Linked DNA regions of Homo sapiens: region 1 is linked to region 2. The links are chromatin loops, found by intact Hi-C in ENCODE. Cell type or tissue: mammary epithelial cell. All regions are shown on one strand. Each heading gives the region's core, and the rest is flanking DNA. Links, peaks and the distances in the headings are about the cores only. Region 1 overlaps NF2 (NF2, moesin-ezrin-radixin like (MERLIN) tumor suppressor). Region 2 overlaps NF2 (NF2, moesin-ezrin-radixin like (MERLIN) tumor suppressor).

Region 1 (2,918 bases), core at 130-2,629, 53 kb after region 2:
GAGATGGGGTTTCACCATATTAGACAGGCTGGTCTTGAACTCCTGACCTCGTGATCTGCCCACCTTGGCTTCCCAAAGTGCTGGGATTACAGGCATGAGCCACTGCACCCAGCCTCTTTTCTTTTTTTTAAGAGACAGGGTCTCACTCTGTCACCCTGGCTGAAGCACTGTGGCACAATCATAGCTCACTGCCTCCTCAACCTCCTGGGATCAAGTGATCCTCACACCTTAACCTCCTGAGTAGCTGGGACTCCAGGCTCACACCACCACGCCTAGCTGAGTTTAGATATAGTATGTATATTTTAGAGTTGGGGTCTCTCTATGTTGCCCAGGTTGGTCTCAAGCTCCTGGCCTCAAAGGATCCTCCTGCCTTGACCTCCCAAAGTGCTGAGATTACAGGCAACAGCCACTGTGCCCAGGTCTCTCTCTCTCTCTCTCTCTCTAATTATTTATTTATTTTTTAAGGGTATACTATCCTACCCAAACTTATATTTTTAAATTCCATTAGACTCATATTACCAAGCATATAAACAAATCACACATAACACGAAATAGAAAAAAACATTAAGACTTCCTTTGCTTTTGGAAAACAACTGAGAAACAACAAAATTCTTTTCAGAAATACAGAAAAAAATTGTTTTTATAGTGTAGCTAATATGCCCTCCTTAGACATTAAGACACTTTTCTGTTTGTACCCTTAATGCAGCCATATTTTTACTCTTTATAAAAATCAAGGCTCTCAATAAAAACAGTATCTCACTCACTAATCATTAAATTGCATCACTGAAAATGTAGTTATACACACCAATTTCTAACTTCTTAGAATACTCTGCACAATCAATTATAATCACTGAAACGAATAACTGCTCAAAAACGCAGAATGGCTTCAACTACACTATGATTTGGTAGTCAATATTCCTGTTTTCCAGTAAAAAGGAGATTTCATAAACAAACATTGGGCTCCTTAAGGTTTCATCAATCAAGAGAATCTTTCTGAGCAGCTTCTGAGCAAATGTTTCTTAACAGGCTGATCACAGATCTAGGGTCTTCACTCCTCACCATAGCACTGCCAGACACAATCATGTTAGCTTCGCCTCTGCACACCTATGGACAGTGTCAGGATCTATTCCACCAGCGACCTCTATAGCCAAAGATGGGAACTGGATCCTCAACCAGTGAACCTTTAACATCATATCTTCCATGAATTTATGCCCTCCAAACCCTGGTTCCACTGTCATAACCAAGGTCATACCTAGTTGATTAGCCCATGGTGCCAAATACTGAACTGAGGTTCCTGGTTTTATGGCAAGGCCAACCTTCATCCCATTCTCCTGAATGTCTTTAATCAAAGCCCCTGGGTTCTCAGTTTCCTCGAGATGAAAGATGTACTGATTGGCTCCTCTTATAGCCATTGGCTTTACCCACTGTTCTGGCTTGGACACCATCACATGCATGTTCATCCATTACATTCCGGTGGAGATAATCGACCCCAGAGTCTAGCATCCAGAGGCACTGGGCCCCTAAATTGGCCAGGTAGCATTGAGGATGGACAGGCCAATCTTGCAGCCCGATGCCATACTACTGGTTCCCAAGGGCAAGTTACCCCACGAGTCCCCTCAATTACTAATTTAATATCTTTACTTGTTATAGGTCTATTCAGATAGTGTCTCTTCTTGGGTCAATTTTGGTGGTTTATATCTTTCTAGGAGTTTGTCCATTTTATTGAAGTTATCTAATTACTTGGCATTCAACTGCCATTTTACTTTTTTTTGTATGTGTTTCACATCTTTTTTTTTTTTTTCAGGGCAGGGATGGAGTCTCGCTCTGTCACCCAGGTTGGAGGGCAGTGGCACGATCTCTGCTCACTACAACCTCCGCCTCCCGGGTTCAAGCAATTCTCCCGCCTCAACCTCCCAAGTAGCTGGGGTTACAGGCACCCGCCATCATGCCCAACTAAATTTTTGTATTTTTGTAGAGATGGGGTTTCACCATGTTGGCCAGGCTGGTCTTGAACTCCTGACCTCAGGTGATCCACCCACCTCAGCCTCCCAGAGTACTCCCAAAGCCACTGTGCGGTGGCTGAGGCAGGAGAATCGCTTGAACCAGGGAGGCAGAGGTTGCAGTGAGCCGAGATTGCCCCACTGCACTCCAGCCTAGGCAACAGAGCGAGACTCTGTCTCAAAAAGAAAAAAAAAATTAACGAATTCTTTCTTCACCCAGTTCAAATCTGTTATTGAGTCCTGAGTCCCTCTAGTTAATTTTTAAATTTGTTATTGTACTTTTTTTTTTTTTTTTTTTTTTTTTGAGACAGAGTCTTGCTCTGTTGCCCAGGCTGGTGTGCAGTGGCTCGATCTTGGCTCACTGCAACCTCCGCCTCCCAGGTTCAAGGAATTCTCCTGCCTCAGCCTCCCGCGTAGCTGGGACTACAGGTGCCGGCCACCACGCCTGGCTAATTTTTGTATTTTTAGCAGAGACGGGGTTTTACCATGTTGGTCAGGCTGGTCTCGAACTCCCGACCTCAGGTGATCCGCCCGCCTCAGCCTCCCAAAGTGCTGGGATTACAGGTGTGAGCCACCGCGCCCAGCTGTTATTGTACTTTCAACTCCAGAATTTTCATTTGATTCTTTTTTTATAATTTCTATATCTTTATGGATATTCTTTAATTGATGCAACAGTGTCATACCATCCTTTACTTCTTTGTCATCATATTTTCCTTTAGTATTGTGAATATATATAGTACTGTGAATATATATATAGGCCAGTTTGAAGCCTTTTTCATTAATTTGGCCCCTTGTCTCACAGGCAGTTGCTGCTGCCAGCTTTTTTCCAGTGTATGTGTCATATTTTCCTGTTTCTTTGTACGTCTCACAATTTCTTGTTGGAAACTGGACATTTTAGATAATATACTGTAGCAACTC
Region 2 (2,850 bases), core at 1-2,500:
AAATATGCTCAGGTTTGGGGCTCTGCAGGCAGCAACATAAGCTGTTCCTGTTCTTCACTCTCTAGTCTGTGTCCTGGCTGTGCAGGTACCAGGAGGTCACTGAGTGGAGCCTCCCTCTCCCCAGTGCCCCTGTGCTCTCAGGACTCAGCCTCTGGGCCTCCCTGAAAGGCGGGGGCTGTGGCATCAGCAACTCTGGCTCCTAATCTCTGCTACTTCACTCAGACACAGGTCACTTGATCCTTCTGTGTCTCTGCTTCCTGATGTGACACAGAGATATTGACAACACAGCCCCTGCCTTTACAGCAGTGTTCTTATAGAGATTAAATTCAGACGGTCAGGGTGAATGTGCTTGTATGTGGAAGACTACATTTGTTGTCATCATGTCTCTTCCACGGCACTTATTTATTATAGCAGGTGAGTAGTTACTTGACTTCCTTGAATGCTAAGACTGGATTTTCTACATCTTTGTTTCCCCCATGAAATCTAACACAAAGCAGATGCTCAATAATTCCTTTAAAATTAATGAAGAACTGCTGAGCACAGTGGCTCACACCTGTAATTCCAGCACTTTGGGAGGCTGAGGTGGGAGGATTGCTCAAGCCCAGAAGTTCAAGACCAGCCTGGTGGGCAATGTGGCAAAACCCCATCTCTACAAAAAATTAGCCAGATGTGGTGGCACACGCCTGTAGTCTGTTACCTGGGAGGCTGAGGTGAGAGGATCACCTGAGCCCAGGGAGGTCAAGGCTGCAGTGAGCCGTGATCATGTGCCACTGCATTCCAGCCTCGGTGACAGAATGAGAGCCTGTCTCAAAAAATGATAATAATAAAATAAAATGAATGAAGAATGAATGAATGGATGAGTGAATGAATGAATGGATGGATGAGTAAACATAAGATTATACATTATGGGACCTTTTTGGTAAAAGTCACCACCCTATATGGAAATATTTAAATTCTAAGAGCATTTATCTAAGTTATTCCACCTTAATTATTTTGGAATTCTTGTAAGCATATTAACCTAATATACTTATTTATATAATTACTGAGAGATACACACACAAAACACATATATGTCCATATGTGTATATGTGTGTATATGTATTTCTCTGCCACATGTATCAAGCACCGGACACAGAAAGAAAGCTCAATAAAGACCACACTTAAAATACGAAGAGAATTTAAGCCAGGTGCTGTGGCGCACACCTGTAGTAGCTACTCAGGAGGCTGAGGTGGAAGGATTGCTTGAGCCCAGGATTCAAATCCAGTCTGGGCATGCATAATGAAATCCTGTCTCTAAAAAAGAAAAGAAAACATACAAAGAGAATGTATCGACAAAAATAGAAAGCCAAGTAATAAGAAAATGTTACTGTTTTTGTTCACTATTCTTTGGGGTTTCTCCCTGGCCAGTTGAGCTTCCCAGTTTCCTATTAGTCATAGTGGGGTTATTGATGCCAATACTGTTCTGTAAAGACTTCGAAAATCAACAACCACACCCTCAAAGCCTGGGAATTAAAGGACTCTATGAATAACAAGGAGATGCCCTGGCTGGGGAGGCTCCAGTGAGGGGGGCAGACAGGGAAAGATCTGCTGGACCCATCTGCAGTACACACATGTCCTACCTCCTTGTCACTGTACGAGATGTTTCGGATTTCATTCCACGGGAAGGAGATCTTGGGGGTCAGTCTGTTCTCAGGGTCATAAATGTGAAGCCCCAGGGCATCCACTCCAAGCAGCAGCTCTGTGCCCTTTTTATTCTGTGGATCCAATAAGAACAGCTACTGTAAGCGCCAGCTGAGGCTCAAAATTTTATTCAACCTTCCAAAGAATCTGGCACACACTGTCACATGTGACAAGTTTCAGCAGGTCCCAACAGAAGTCACAGCTGTCTTATAAACCAAGAAGATTTCAGCTTTCTGAATTGGGGCAGGTAGAAGCAAAACTGTTCCATTCTTGTGACTTCTGGGTCCCCCAGAACAATCACTGAGGGCTTCTGTCACTGGCTCGATGGCTAAAGGAAGAGTAACATAAGTGTTGTTCCCTCTGGTTAAATAAGCAGGCTATCATAGGTATAGAATTAAAGCCCATAGGTTTAGGCGGGGAGCAGTGGCTCATGCCTGTAATCCCAGCACTTTGGGAGGCCGAGGCGGGCGGTTCACGAGGTCAGGAGTTCAAGACCAGCCTGGCCAGCATGGTGAAACCCCATCTCTACTAAAAATACACACAAAAAAATTAGCCGGGCATGGTGGCACGCGCCTGTAATCCCAGCTACTCAGGAGGCTGAGCAGGAGAACTGGTTGAACCCAGAAGGCTGCAGTGAGCTGAGATGGTGCCCCGGCACTCCAGCCTGGTCGACAAAGAGAGACTTCGTTAAAAAACAAAACAAAAAAAACCCATAGGTTTAATGATTTCTTATATTTAAAGAAACCATTGTTGGACTACTAGGAAGAAAATTTTCAGTGCCTGGGGCTGGATGGTCTCATTTTATGATAAAATGTAGTCTTCATGTGATAAAGCAAGTCTGGTAAAATGTTAACTGTAGAATCTAGATTGTGCATATATATGGGTATTCACTGAAAAATTCTTTCAGTTTTCCTGTAAGTTTGAAATTTTTAATAATTGCATGATGGGAAATACATATCAAAAAGAATTCTATTCATCAACAAAGTTGTCTAAAAGCCGTACTTATGCTCTGCCCCTGACAGCGGTCCTGGCCAGCAGTCAGAGCAGCCCGCGGCGGGTGCCCTGGGCTCCCACAGCACTGAACCTGCGACGGACTGAGTGGCTGTATCTTCACGTGCAGGTCCACCCGCCAGTGCTGTGGTCTAGCCCTCATTTGGAGTGGAAGGAAAC

The links. A loop is a pair of places that touch in the nucleus more often than their neighbours do. Peaks named below come from ENCODE experiments on the same cell type or tissue, not always from the same donor. Only the 100,000 strongest peaks of a DNase experiment are listed, where the experiment ranks them.
Region 1: a loop joins it to region 2, with 6 times the contacts of the local background. A loop is called at or near these places in 1 of 110 quality-filtered maps.

The regions. Positions count from the first base shown.
Region 1 is chr22:29,607,559-29,610,476 of GRCh38, reverse strand. All of the region lies in intron 1 of NF2 (NF2, moesin-ezrin-radixin like (MERLIN) tumor suppressor), which reads right to left. It also overlaps the pseudogene RPEP4. Among named protein-coding and RNA genes, the nearest start is that of NF2, 5.4 kb to the right of the region's middle. In mammary epithelial cell, for the core only: a CTCF peak has its summit at 1,142; no DNase peak of the experiment used is centred there.
Region 2 is chr22:29,660,109-29,662,958 of GRCh38, reverse strand. It overlaps NF2 (NF2, moesin-ezrin-radixin like (MERLIN) tumor suppressor), which reads right to left. Exons shown (of 16, transcript NM_000268.4): 8 at 1,620-1,754. Among named protein-coding and RNA genes, the nearest start is that of NF2, 58 kb to the right of the region's middle. In mammary epithelial cell, for the core only: no CTCF peak of the experiment used is centred there; a DNase peak (open chromatin) is centred at 1,368; H3K27ac peaks cover 947 bases.